Linked DNA regions of Mus musculus: region 1 is linked to region 2. A link is a contact called in ENCODE Hi-C or POLR2A ChIA-PET data. All regions are on one chromosome and are shown on one strand. The core of a region is the stretch at or near the end of the contact, and the rest is flanking DNA. Distances in the headings are between cores, read along the strand shown. Region 1 holds the start of 1810063I02Rik (RIKEN cDNA 1810063I02 gene). Region 2 has its middle 34 kb from the start of 1810063I02Rik.

The links. Hi-C counts contacts between places; a loop is a spot of excess contacts on that map. ChIA-PET counts read pairs that join two places held with the same protein, here RNA polymerase II (POLR2A).
Region 1: a loop to region 2 is called in a map of heart, with 2.5 times the contacts of the local background. The contact joins the promoter of 1810063I02Rik here to the enhancer-like site in region 2. A Hi-C loop is called at or near these places in 3 of 37 maps with a recorded cell type or tissue (T-helper 17 cell, heart and v-Abl transformed pro-B cells). POLR2A ChIA-PET finds 5 or more read pairs at or near these places in 4 of 5 experiments (Patski and embryonic stem cell).

What each region holds. Positions count from the first base shown.
Region 1 is chr11:59,917,126-59,924,554 of GRCm38, reverse strand. It overlaps 1810063I02Rik (RIKEN cDNA 1810063I02 gene), which reads right to left and starts at 3,056. Exons shown (of 2, transcript NR_130986.1): 1 at 2,948-3,056; 2 at 2,666-2,830.
Region 2 is chr11:59,884,030-59,891,245 of GRCm38, reverse strand. No RefSeq gene overlaps it. Among named protein-coding and RNA genes, the nearest start is that of 1810063I02Rik, 34 kb to the left of the region's middle. Within about 2 kb of position 5,410, at least 2 of the 3 ENCODE cell types and tissues checked have a DNase peak (open chromatin) inside an H3K27ac peak, as active enhancers do; they include heart, where a contact is called at or near this core.

The DNA of each region.
Region 1 (7,429 bases), core at 1,807-4,306, 36 kb before region 2:
TGATCTGTAGTGGCTCCTTCTGGGTCCTTCCTTCTACCACCACCTGCCACCTGCCAGTTGTAGTGCTAAGTGGCTGGGACAGTTCCCAAGTCTGGATGAAGTAAGATGATCAGTAGACAAGCGAGCTGCAGGTGGTTAGAAGCTGCGTTCCCATGCTTTGTATTCATGAGCAAGAACAGAACCAACAGAATGTATGAGCAGCTGTAACTAGTGGTTGTTAAGGCTGGGGAGATGGCTCAGTGGGTAAAACAAATCACAAGGGTCCAAGTTCAAATCCCCAGAGCCCATGCAAAAGCCAGTGTTCCTACAGGGAGAACTCCCAGAGGCGGATAGGGCAGCAAGAATTAGAAAATAAAAGACCCTGTCTCAAACAAGGTGGAAGGTGAGAACTGCAGCCTGAGATCATACTCTGACCTCTGACCTCCATGCAGGAGCCACGGCATGAGCAAACATGAATATACATGCATACAAACATACATGTATGCATACATACATACACATATAAATATACACTAAATAAATAAATTAGCATACACTAGCAAGATTTTATCGAAAGGACCCAGATGTAGCTGTCTCTTGTGAGACTATGCCGGGGCCTAGCAAACACAGAAGTGGATGCTCACAGTCAGCTAATGGATGGATCACAGGGCTCCTAATGGAGGAGCTAGAGAAAGTACCCAAGGAGCTAAAGGGATCTGCAACCCTATAGGTGGAACAACATTATGAACTAACCAGTACCCCGGAGCTCTTGACTCTAGCTGCATATGTATCAAAAGATGGCCTAGTCGGCCATCACTGGAAAGAGAGACCCATTGGACACGCAAACTTTATATGCCCCAGTACAGGGGAACGCCAGGGCCAAAAAGGGGGAGTGGGTGGGTAGGGGAGTGGGGGTGGGTGGGTATGGGGGACTTTTGGTATAGCATTGGAAATGTAAATGAGCTAAATACCTAATAAAAAATGGAAAAATAAATAAATTAATTAATTAAAGATGGAGATATTAGACTGGCTCACACCAAGGGAGGAGAGTGTAGCAAAGGTGCCACTCCTCCCTAAGCACTATCGGGGAACAGAAAGGGGAGGAGCAAAGGCATATTCCCAGTGACCTCATTTCCACCCACTAGGCCACACTCTTAAAGGTTCCACCATCTTCCCGTAGTGCCTCAGGCTTGGAACTGAACTTTCAGCACATGGGCTTTTAGGGACATTTCAGATCCGACACAGTAGAGCTCTGTGAATTTTCTAAGATTTTTCCTGTTCAGTCCATTTGACCAGAATTTACCATCACAGATCCTTTCCTCCCCCGGCCAGTTCAGGGACTTCCAGAATACCACCCTGTTTGGCCTGGGAGCAGACCCGTTCCCAGAAAGGAAGCCTCCTTCATCTACCAACAGGGTAGGCCCTTACATGGCTGCACCCGGCTAACCTGTGGACCCTGACTTCAGCCCTGTTCATGCAGGTTGGAGAGCTGCTCTTAGCTTGCTTCCCCCAGCCCTAGCTAGCTTCCTCATGGACATGTTAACTGGTAACCCACTTGCACTGGCTGGTTTTGTGTATCAACTTGTCACAAGCTGGAGTTATCACAAAGAAAGGAGCCTCCCTTGAGGAAATGCCTCTGTAAGGCCCAGCTATAAGGCATTTCCTCAATTAGTGATGAGGTAGTGTGAGGGCCCAGCCCATTGTGGGTGGTGCCATCCCTGGGCTGGTGGTCCTGGGTTCTATAAAAAAGCAAGCTGAGCAAGCCAGTAAGTAACATCCCTCCATGGCCTCTGCATCAGCTCCTGCTTCCTGACCTGCTTGAGTTCCAGTCCTGACTTCCTTTGGTGCTGAACAGCAATGTGTAAGTATAAGCTGAATAAACCCTTTCTTCTCAACTTGCTTCTTGGTCATGATGTTTGTGCAGGAATAGAAACCCTGACTAAGACACCACTTACAGATAAAGCTCAAAAACAGGTAAAATCCAGTTAGAGATTGCACCTGCAGGGCAGAGAGCCCCAGAGCCATTGGGTGCTGCCTTCTGGCTTCAAGTCTGAGTTCTGATTCCATGGGTATATTTGCTAACAGGCAGTGCTATGAATGTATATAAGATAATTAAATTTAAATCTGAGTTTAAAATTTTTTATTCATTTATTTAGTATGTGTTTGTGTGTGTGTGTGTGTTGTGTGTGTGTGTGTAGATCAGAGGACAGCCCATGAGAATTGGTTCTCTCCTTCTACCATGAAAGTGACAGGGATCAAGCAAATAACCATGCGTGGTAGCAGGTGTCTTTACCCACAGCAGCATCACACTGGCCCTGAGTTTGACATTTTTAAAAGGGCATGTGGAGTGGCTCACGGAAGATCTAGAGTCAGAGAGTTGAGGCCCAAGAGACACAGACAGGGTCCAGAACACCGTCCCCAATCATGGCTTGGACGGAGAAAGGGCTTGGGCTCCTGTTACTGTCAGGTGTTTTACTGAGGACCGGGTCCCCGCTCCTCACGCCAAGCTCAGGGCCGGTGTGCTTTGCTCCCTGGCCTTGGTGTAGACCTGTGACAGAGGTCAGGTGGGCTCCACGTGCTGAGCTTAAGACTCCCCAGCGCCCCAGAGAGAGGCCTGGGGAGAACTGGGAACATGGCCTTTGTTTCCAATCCCCAGAGATTCCAAGCTTTCGTCAGAGCTGAGGTTCATGGTTACGAGCCTTTTATTTTTTTAATCCTAGAAATGTTTCAAGGGGACCAACCAGCTCTCCTGTCCCATCAGCTTCTGTCAGTTCAAATCTCGGTCTCGGAGTCAGCATCCCACATCTCTGGCTCTGACCTCCTCCCTGTCAGGCACTGTGGTAACCATGGTCTGAAAGAAAAAAAACAACAACAACTTTTAAAGGTTTTTAAACTTTATTGTTAAAATAACTTAAAATAAATCAGCCACATACCCAAATTAACCAGACCCTGAGTTTAGACAACTCACAGCTGGCTGAATAGGTACTCAGGATGGAAGCTGTGCCGGCTGGTTTATGTCAACTGGACACAAGCTAGGATCGCCGGAAAGGAGGGAACCTCAGCTGAGAAAATGCCTCCGTAAGATCTGTGGGGCAGCTTCTTAATTGGTGATTAAAGTGGGAGGGTCCAGCCCGTTGTGGGTGGGGCCACCCCGTCAGGTGATCCTGGGTAGGGGAAAGCCAGTGAGCAGCACCTCTCCATGGTCTCTGCCTCAGCCTCTGCCTCCAGCTTCCTGCGCTGCTGGAGTTCCTGCCTTGGTTTCTCTCAGTGGGCTGTAATTCAAGATGTGTAAGCCAGACAAACCCTGTCCTCCCCAGCTTGGTCCCGGTGTTTCATCTCAGCAATTATAATCCTACCTAGGGACGCTGTGGGACTTCTCAGTGAACTTTATCTTTCACTATCAAATATACTTTAGGTGTTTGTTTATCCACTACCAAAACCAAAAGAATAAATCTTATGACGGAGTTAGAACTAGAAAAACAGATTTATATTCTCTCTCTTAGGTCGCATTCTTTCCTTGCATTCAGCCCTCCTTTCCCGTGGTGTTCAGCCTTTCTCGTTCTCTCTTCTCCATATCATACTGTACCGGCAGGCACGCTTGTTTGCATGTGTGTGTATAATATTTGCTAGATTCACCATATGAAGAGGACATGGGGCTTTTTCTTTCTGAGGCTGTGTGACCTCACTGGATATTATACATTTTAAGGCCATCTGTTTTCTTGCAAATTTTTATTTCACTTTTCTTTAGAGCTGAGCAATAATCCATTATATATAATACATGATATATTATATTCCATTACATATGTATATACACACACACACACACACACACACACACATATATGTTTCATTATTGGCTCCTCTGTTGATTCCAATTTTTTGCCATAGTGAATTAAACAGTAATTAACACAGTGGTGCACATATCTATAGGGTGGGTGTGGTTTGGTGGGTGTATACCCAGGAGTGGACTAGTTGGGTCACGTGCTAGTTCTGGTTTTATTTTTATTTTTTGAGACCTCTCTGCAGCGGTTTCCACGGGGCTGTATCAGTTTGCATCCTCAACAACAGTGAATTCTCTTCAATGGTGAATTAAGAGTTCCTGTTTCTCCACATCCTCTCCAACGTTTGTGGTCAGATTTATTGACAAACGCCATTTGGACTGGGGTTAGGTGGTACCTCAAAGTAGTTTTGATTGGCATTCCCTAATGGTGGGGGTATTGGATAATTTTAAAAATAGTAAATTGGCCATCTGTCTGTGTGTCTTTTTAAAAATCTGTCTATTCAGTTCATTTGTCCATTTGCTGGTTGGCAGTTTTATTCCCTTGGCGTTTAATCTCCACAGTTCTTTCTAAGTTCTGGACATTATCCCCTCTCTGAAGTGTACTGGGTACCGATTTTCTCCCCTTCTCTGGGCTGTCTGTTAACTGCTGACTGTGTCCTGTGCAGAGAACTGTCATTCTCCTGTTCCTATCAGTTGATGGTGGAGTTAGTTCCTGTGCTGCTGGTATTCTGTTTAAAACAGTCTTGCCTTCCCCAGTCTCCTGAGGGGTATTCATAGCCTGTGTTTTCTTCTAAAGTTTCAGGACTTTTAGATTTTACCTTAAGGGTTTTTATCCATTTTGAACTGGGTTTTGTACAAAGTGAAGGATATAAATCTAATTTAATCCTCCCGCAGGTGGAGCCAGCTCTGCCAGCACTGTTTATTGGCTAGACTAGCTCTTTTTCCAAAACATGTTTTTGCCTCCTTTGCCAATTTGAGTGGCCCAGCCTGGCTATTTTATTTCCAAATCCTCTGTCCTATCCCATGGGACCTAAGGGAAAACCTAGTGCCATTGTTCTGCTAAAGAAACATGGGGGGGGGGGAATAAAAACCCTAATCTAGTGCCCCTTTTATCTCTTCTAATGAGTTTCAGTTTACATTGTCCATTTGCTTGGGATGTTTTTTTCCGTTTGATATCAAGTGTCTGGGTGTCATTGCTGGCTAAGTGTGTTTCTTGGAGAGAGCAGATAGTTGGTTCTTATCTCTAAATCCAGTTCTTTAATCCGTATCTCTTTAGTGCTGAGCAGAGGACATTTGTATTAAGGTTATTGTAGAAAGGGCTTCGCTATTTTCTGTAAATGTGTTAGGTGAGGTTCTGTTTTGCTAGATTATTGCTTTTTCTCTTTGTTCCCATAATAGTTCCGAGGTTTTGCTGAGCTCCCATGCCAGGTGTGTTTGCTTCTTTCCCAAGCCTGGCTTGTCCATCTATAGTCAGGTCTTCGTTCACCTTCCTCCGATGATGTGTTCCACTGAGGACTTTATGCAGGCTGGCCTTAATTTGCGTTTGTCTTCAAATACCTTGCTTTCTCCACTAATTTTGAAAGATCACTTTGTAGGCTATGACATTTCTGGATCACAGTTGTTCACTTTGAGAATTTGAAAGGTCTCACTCACTCTCTTCTGGCTTTCCTTGTTGCTGGTGCGCAGTCCTGGTGACTTGGTATTGCTGCCTTTGTGTGTGAACTGTCTTTTTCTCCCGTTAACTAGGCTTATTTTTTTTACTTTGTACTTTTGATATCCTGATTATAGTATGCCATGGCCAATTTCTTTTCTGGTCATGTCTATGTGCATTTTTTGCTTTTGTTGTTGTTGTTGTTGTTTTGGTTTTGGTTTGGTTTGGCTTGGTTTGGTTTGGTTTTTTTGAGACAGGGTTTCTCTGTGTAGCCCTGGCTGTCCTGGAACTCACTTTGTAGACCAGGCTGGTCTAGAATTCAGAAATCCGCCTGCCTCTGCCTCCCAAGTGCTGGGATTAAAGGCGTGCGCCACCACTGCCCGGCTGCTTCTATGTACATCTTAATGTGTGAAAACCCGCTCTTTGAAAATTTGGGAATTTTTTTTTTACTATCATTTTACTAAATGGTGTGTCTGTTTCATTCAGTTTTACTTCTGATCATTCATCTAAACCATGAACTCCCAGGATTGGCTTCTTAGATGTGTCCCAGGCTTCTTGGAAATATTGTTTAGCTCATTAACTTTTCCATATGTGTGTATGTATGTATATATGTATGTATATGTGTATCTCTCTGTCTATCTCTTTCTCTTACACACATAACCATACACACACAATGGCTAAAAACTAGCTCCATTTAAAACTGAGTCTCAAAGCAAGTTACTGTGTAGAAAAAAGAAACTCCTAGGAGTCAGCAGTACTGTATTCTTAGCCTAAGGATTGTTCACCATAGGATGTGTGGACTGTGACCCTAAGGTCAACTCCATCAGCAGTTGAGTCTTGACAGCAACACAAAGAGGAGACTGGGCTGAGAGTCACCTGGCTCATTTCCCATCATTGTGTAATTCCTATCCTAAGATATCGACCAGCTACGCATTCTGCTTCTGTAATCTCACTTAACGACTGCTCACTCAGGAAAAACAAAAAAGACCACAGCAATGCCTCACAGAGCAAAAACTCCCCAGAGTCGAGGAGGCTGTGATCTGTACCTTTAAAAATGTCAGCTCCTCTCTTCCCCTTCTGCAGCAGCTCTCAGCTTGTCATAGTGACTGCTGTCACAACATTGCTATAAATAAACTTGTTTTTTATCTTTTAAATTTTGTCTGGTGGTCTCAGTGGTATCAAACTCTGCAACACACACACATAAACAAACAAAACCCGACTCACAAAATCAGAAACCATAATATACAAGCAAAAGACCAATAAGAAAAAAATATGCCCAAACAAAATAATAAGACACAAAATGTCCATACAATACCGCTGAGTTTGTTTTGTGTTGGCTCAGCTGTGGCTGAGCCTCGGGGCCATCCTTAAGTGTGGTTAATGTACTCATGAAACTCCATTGGAGAAAGCTAGTTTTTCCTCTTCAAGCCAGTATAGTTGCAGGTAGCTTCTTGGTTCGGGGTGAGAGTTCATGCCCACCTCCCCATCTCTGCCTTGAACCTGTGCAGGCTCTGTGCATGTGCCACAGCTGGGAGTTCATATGTCATGTCATCAATATGTTGTGTCTGAAGGTGATTTCCATGGAGTCAACCACGTCTAGCTCCAATGGCCTATCCAATCTCAGGTGCTTAGCCACCTGAGCAGCATCCTGCATGGGTGTCAGCTCTTGGAGTGGGTCACACATCCAATCAGGGAGTGGCTGGTTATTCCTATAATCTTTGTGCTACTATTATCCAGAATACCTTGCAAGCAACTCACTGTGTGGGTTGCAGGTTGTTGTAGGGTTTATACATGGGTTGATGGCTACCTTTCTCTGACAGTGTGCAGAGGACGTTCCAGTTCCATGAACACAAATCAGTATGGGTGAAGCCTCTAGTTAGACACCAGCGGGACAACTCCATGTTCAGTGAGTTATGTATTATCTTCATCAATGGAGCCTGGCCATTTGTGGAGAACAACCAATAGCCTTGGTAATAGCCTGAGATGTTTGGAGGTTTGCATAAGCTCATTTGACTAAC
Region 2 (7,216 bases), core at 4,161-6,660:
CAGCAAGTGTTTCTACCTGCTGAGCCATCTTGCAATTGTTTTATTTAAACAATCCTCCTGCCTCAGCCATTCAAGAAACTGAGATAATTACATGCCTGTACCACCACACCAGAACAGCGATGTGTGACGATTCCCAAACCGTGTCACTGTCTTGCTTAAAGTGCGTACTTGAGGCTGAGAGGACTCGGCTCATGGTCAGAGAACATTCTTTGCAAGCCTAGAGCTCTGGGTCAAAGCTGAGCTCTGGGAGAAAAGAAATGACATAGACGTGTGTGTCAACATCCTTCATGTAGACAACAGGTAAATTTTGGAACTTTTCATAAGCTCATCAGAATCTTTGCCCTTCTGCTCCCCCACCCCGGGCTCTAAGCACCCACCAGTCTCTCCCCCATTCTGCACGTGCCCATGTGTGCCTGTGATCGTTACATCCCATGACCAAGCAACTCAAGGAAGATGCAGTTTACTTCGGCTCACTTTCAAGGGGATGTGATCCATCACGACCCATGTGGTCCATGGCGGCAGGAACATAAGGCTGGCGACACGGTCCGCAGTCAGGAAGGAGAGAGGCGCAGGCTGTTGCTCAGCTCCTTTCCCCTCTTATTCTCCACCCGGACCCCCAGTACACTGACAGTACCACCATATTCAGGATCAGTCTTCCCTCTTTAGTTAACATTTCTGAAAAAGCCATCATAGACACACCCCGAGATGTGTTTCCATAGTGATTCCAAATCCAGTCAAGTTGAAGTGTGAAGATGAACCAAAACAGCGTATCTCGTCTCGTATGAACAGAATTTTGCAGTGTCTCTCCTTTGGTGACTGGCATGTTTTACTGAGCAGCATCCTCAAGGTTCACCCTTGTTCCCATGGGAACTCTAGGAAGCTGAACACAGTGATATAGAGCAAGGCCCTGAGAATGACAGGTTTTGGGTCTGGTTTTGGGTTCCAGGTCTACCCCCATGCCAACTGGGTAGCTTCTCTGATGCCTAGGTCTCCTCAGGCAACCACACCCACTTTGGGTTTACAATGAGGGTGAGTTGACACCTGAGGTGAAAGTGCCCGGATGCCATCATAATTTACGACACTAGCAAAGGAGTGTGAGACCACTTCTCTTCCTGTCCCTATGATATAATAGTCTGACAAAAGCAGATTAAGGGAGAAGTTCCAGCTCACAGTCCAAGGGTACAAGGCGATGAGCCTGAAGCAGCTTAGCCTGTCCTGCTGCCGCCACAGTCAGGAAGTAGAGAGCAACAAACCCGATTCCCATATCAAGCTCTTCTTCTGTATTTAGTCCAGAGCTCCCTCTACTCCATAGAATGGAGATGCTCACAATCAGCATGTGTCTTTTCGCTTCCACTAACCTAATCCGGTATGCCCAGAGGCTTGTCTGAGGTGACCCAAGGTCCTATCTGACAATCAGCAATGCCCATCACCATGCTTCGTTTTAACCCCTTCATCACCCTAATTGGCTGGAGAGGATGTTGCTGCTGCCTAAACCGAAACCCATCACTACTCTCTCCCCGCAGGAAGCTCCAGGTTTCCTCACAGGCAGAGTGGTACTGTAGTGTGATTTTCCCATCCCCCTGGCCATAAGGTGATGAATCTTAACTTCAGTCTGGTATCCTTGGCAACTAAATGAACAAAACCGATACACTGATAGTTGGGTTTATTTATCTCAGTAAGGAAATATAACATTCCCAAGTAGGAAGCAGGTAGGAGGGACAAAGAGCCCCACCTGAGACTCCAGGCATTATTCTTGCCTGCCTGTACCCCAGCCGCAGATGACCTTAGGCTGTGCTAGAGGATACAGAAGGTGGAAGGTAAACTGAGGGCAGGAATCCGGGGTACAGCTTCCATGACCTCACCATCCACAATGACTGAGACCAGGCCAGATCCTTCCTTAGGCCCTTAAGCTAGTACAGGTAGTCTATCTCTAGAAACTATTTTCTAGGAAGAAATGACATGTGCCCTGAGTATAGGTTCAGTGTGACTATGCTTTCTTGTGCACCAGGGATTGTATTACCCCAGGAAAGCTTTTTTCCAAATGATACCATGTTTTGAATATGCTGACAATAAGCCTGCTCTCTGAAGTCTTGATTCAGGCCGATCTGAGCTGAGTTTTCACTCTCCTCGCTTCCTGGCTCCTTTACCTGCCTGACACCTGCAGAGACCCCCTCAAAGTAGGAGGCAGAGAAAGCAAGCACTAAAAATCCTTTAAAACCCCAGGTCTGCCCCCCAGTGACACACCTCCTTGAATAAGTCCACACCTCCTAATCCTTCCCAAACAGTTCCACTGACTGTGGACCAAGTATTCCAACTTATGGAATACTTCCAGTCTCATTTAAACCACCATGATCCACTCCCTGACCTCAATGGCTTGTGGCCATATCAAAATGAGAAATAGATTTAGTCCAACTTCAAAAGTCTTTCACAGTCTAGCCCTGTTTAAAAGTCCGACATCTCTTCTGAGACTCAAGGCAATCTCTTAGTTGTAATCCCCCACAAATTCCAAAAGCAAATCACATACTTTCAACATACGATGGCACAGAATATGCATTACCATTTCAAAAGGGAGATATCTAAGCATAGTGGATCAAAGCAAGGCTGAATCCCAGCAGGGCAAACGCCAAGTCCTGTAGCTCCATGTCTGACATCAAAGGGCTTATTCCAGCTTTCTTTGCTGCCCACAACGTCCCTCTCTCTCGGGATGGTTCCACTCCCTGAGTGCAGCTCTCCCTGGCAGCCAGCCCTTGGCTCTAGAACCTACACCATCCCAGGGCCTCCAATGCAAGCAAGACTTCACCTCCACAGCCTCATGTCATGGCCTCTTGGGGCATCCACGCAGGGACTCTCCTGACATACAACTGGCCTTGGTGGCTTTCTGTGACTACAGAAGAAGGTTCCACAGCGCCCCCCCCCTTTCTCGGGTATCATTCATAAAGGGCACAGCACTTGCATAACAGTGCCAGCTTTGAGCTGGCTTAGGATGGAGCCTGGCCCCTGGAGTCACACGTGCAGCAGATTTCCATTGTTGCTCTTTAGGAGCAGAAAATCCCTCAGGACTTTCTTTTCTCCAAGTTGGAAGCTCAGCTGGGTGGGGCCTTGCCTGAGGACACCACTCCCCTGATTCCATTTTGCATCAGGCCTTTAATCTTTTCACCTCTTTCAGAACAAGCCTTGGCTCTAATATTAAATTTCCTAGCATTATTTTTTCCCCTCAAACTGTACATTTTGTATTTCTTTTTGTCCAAGTTGTTCCCTTTCGTGATAGACTTGCATAACAGCGATCACTAATAACCACTTGACAGAGTTAATATTAGGCTGTCTCGAAATACTTCTGTATTAGTCAGGGTTCTCTAGAGTCACAGAACTTATGGATAGTCTCTAGATAATAAAGGAATTTATTGATGACTTACAGTCGGCAGCTCAATTCCCAACAATCGTTCAGTCACAGCTGTGAATGGAAGTCCAAGGATCTAGCAGTTACTCAGTCTCACGCAGCAAGCAGGCGAAGGAGCAGGAGCAAGAGCTAGACTCCCTTCTTCCAATGTCCTTATATTGTCTCCAGCAGAAGGTGTAGCCCAGATTAAAGGTGTGTTCCACCACACCTTTAATCCCAGATGAAAGGCGTAGCCCAGATTAAAGGTGTGTTCCTTAAACTCGGAGATTCAATCTTCTGGAATCCATAGCCAATATGGCTCAAGATCTTCAAACCAAGATCCAGATAAGGATCTCCAAGCCTCCAGATAAGGGTCACTGGTGAGCCTTCCAATTCCGGATTGTAGTTCATTCCAAATATTGTCAAGTTGACAACCAGGAATAGCCACTACACCCCCCCACTAAGGAAATTAGTCTAAAGCTTTCAATTTAGCCTCAGGAAAATTGTTAGGACAAGGCAGAAAGCCATATTTGCCCAAATATCACAAGAATAGCCTTATACCAGTTGCTAGCATTGTTCCCCTTTGAAACCTTTAGCTGAGCCCCCATAATCAACGTGTCTCTTATCACTACTCACTGTCTTTCCAAGTTCCTACTGTGATGGCCCATTAAGCCCCATTTATAACACTCAACTGCTTTCTTAGTCCAAAGTCCCAAAGTCTTCTACATTCCTCTAATAAAGAGCATGGTCAGGACACAACAATAGCCCATTCCCTGGTACCAACTTCTGTCTTAAAGTTACTTTTCTATTGCTGTGATAAAACACCATGATCAAGGCATAAAAGAAAGTGTTTACTTTAGTTTATGGCCTCTGAAGGTTAGCATTCATGACTGCAGAAAGATCACATCCTGACTGATCCACAAGTAGGAGAGAGAGAGAGAGAGAGAGAGAGAGAGAGAGAGAGAGAGAATGAGAACACTGGGAATCCTCCAACAAGGCCATACCTCCTAATTCCCCCACAAAGTTCCACCAACTGTGAAGCAGAGGAGGCTGTGGGGACCATTTCTATTCAAACCATCACAATCAGCCTGTATGCATGTCCAGCCACACACTACAACTGGTTGATCGCCCTGGTTACCTGCTGCCTGGAAGCTGTGGGACCACTCTCTGCCAGCATCTCAAGAGAGGGTGGGAGGGAGCACTTAGCACCAGCCTGGGAAGACACCAAAACAGGAGACTTCAAAGTCATTCCATTTGGTGAAGTAAGTATAACACATCACACCTTACAGTAAGTCAAGGATCAGCCAGGGAAGATGCGCCACATAGAAAATGACCAGGAGGTCAATACCTCCTTCCCAGATCTGAGCATAGGCTTTACACAGCATCGCAGGGCACCTGAGCGTCAGGTCCCCATTCCCAAGACTTTCCCAACCCACAGCAAAAGGCCTAGCAGGGCTCTCCTCCAAGGAAAAAGTGGAGGTTTTTTTTGGGTGTGTGTGAATAAGAGTGGCCCCCATAGGTTCATATATTTAAATGCTTAGTCATCAGGGAGTGGCACCACTGGAGAAGGATTAGGAGGTGTGGCTTCGTTAGAAAAAGTATGGTTTTAAGGTTCCAAATGCTCAAGCCAGACCCAGCGGCCCTGACTCTTTCTGCTGCCTGTAATCTGGTTGTAGAACTCTCAGCTATGTCTCCAGCACCATGTCTGCCTGCCATGAGGACAATGTACTCAACTTCTGAAACTAAGACAGCTCCAGTGAAATGTGTTCCTTTATAAGAGTTACAGTGGTCATGACGTCACTTCACAGCACTAGAACACTAAGACATGGCACCTTAGCCAAAGGGGATGGAGAAGGATGCAATAGGAGAACCCAGGAAGGATTTGGAGTGCTCTGCAGGGAGAACATCCTTCACTATCCAAGGTCAGCAAAGGAGAAACAATGTTTCTGAAGTCGTGGGTACAGAAGGGCGTGATGTGTGGTCCAGCTCTGCGGGTAGCTACGCCTCAGCCTAATCTGACTTCCCCAGTCCCAGGGGAAGGCCAGGAACTGAGAATAGACGTCATCCTATTTTCCAAACAAACAGCTGGCATAGTGCCTTTAAACTCTGAAAATTTTGTTTCTTCTTCACCGTTTTCGTCAGCTATCCTTGGGGCTTTATAAATAGAACCACTCAAACGCAGGCAGGGGTAAATCAGGCAGCCAGTCTGAATATTCAGCACAGGGCTCAGAGCCTGGGGAAGAACAAAATGGGTGAATTAATGGCCAGGCAGAGCCACCAGCTACTTCCTGGGGCCCCAGAGAGAGGAAACCTGCAAGGGCAACAGGGCAACAGATGGTCAGAAGCCCCAGAAAAGACTACGCGGCCTCTGAACTTGTCTGCCTTTCCCAGAAGCCCTCCATGCTTCCGGAACACCCTCCCACGGAGCTTCCGGTGCCATATGGCCCAGGAGCGCCCCCAAGCCCTGTGCTCTCGCTCCTTTAAGTGCTCTCCTTCCTCCACAAGAAGCTTTTCTCAAGAATCCAGGGCTAATCATGGCTGCAGGCTCCTGTTTTCATATGGCTCTGGGGCGCCTCCATGTGAGACCAGCTGCCGATGGCTACAGCTGTTTAAACACTGCCTGTGCTATCACATGGATATCTCTGTGTGGTTGCGGGAGGCCATGCAGGATGATGCCTTCAGGATGTTTATATTCTTGGGACGGTGGGGGTGTCACTGTCACAGGAGGTTGGGTGCCATCACCGTGCTCCTCTACCCTTTCCCACGGGCCTACCCTTCTGCACAAGGCTGCGCGGGCCTTGTCTTAGTTCTTAGTCCCTCCATGGTCTTCAGCTTTCTGAACTGTGCCCTTCCCTCATGGCCCTTCTTATCACCTGCCCTGCCCTGCAAATTCCCCTTTTTCTTGTGTCCTATTTAAATATCTGTCCATCTCTCTTCTTCCTCTCCATCTCTGTTCCTTTGGGATCTTAGGGGTTAGGGACATAGCCTTTCCCCCCAAATGAAGGAGAGTTGCAGGTGGTGGCCCAGAAGCTGGAGGTGGAGAGGTCCAAGTTTAGGCAAAGGATGCCATTTAAGAAAGACCTGGTGTCCGAACACTGTTGAAGAGCAGTCTTCACCCACCTCAGCCTCTGGAGGAGGGAAGTGTAGTGTAGAGGCTTTGTGGTGGGATACAGGCTCCAACCAAAGTGGTGGTGAGTAGCTAGTGAGGTCAGAGGAGCTGGGCTAGGCAGGAGGCAGAGATGAGGACTTGGCAGTAATGAAAGGCTTTGCGTACACAGGGGTATCTACCTCAGCTGACACCCTGGGAACAGGCTGGGCAGTTGCTCAGCATGAAGTTGACCCAAGCTCCAGTAACCATTGACAGCAGATGGGCTGGAAGCCAAAGCTGGGGGAACCTAACATCAGACAGTGTCAAGAAAGAAGCTGATAGGAACTGAGGTCACAGCCCTCCTCAGGGAAGTCCCACTCTACCCCATTGATACCCTGGCTCCCTGTTGGCACTGAAGATGAACAAAGTCTATAACCTAGTCAGTAGTCAGAGCATGTCAGCACACAGCCCTCCCCCAGCAGCAGGAACCATGGTGCTGGCCCTCATCCTATCCAGAGCCCAACTCAGCAGAGATGGCCAGCGTAGTGTGGGGCTGGAGCCACACACAGGGATCTTGGGGCCAGGCCTGTCTATGGGGTGACCAGCAAGCATCTACAAATGGACAGTCTGAAAGTGTCAAATTGTAATTAGAAGGAAAGGAGCTATGACATCACAAAACTCACAGAATGGTCACTATATGGTAAGGTCTCCTCCATCAGGGACCTGATCTTCAGCCTCTGAGCCAGAACGGA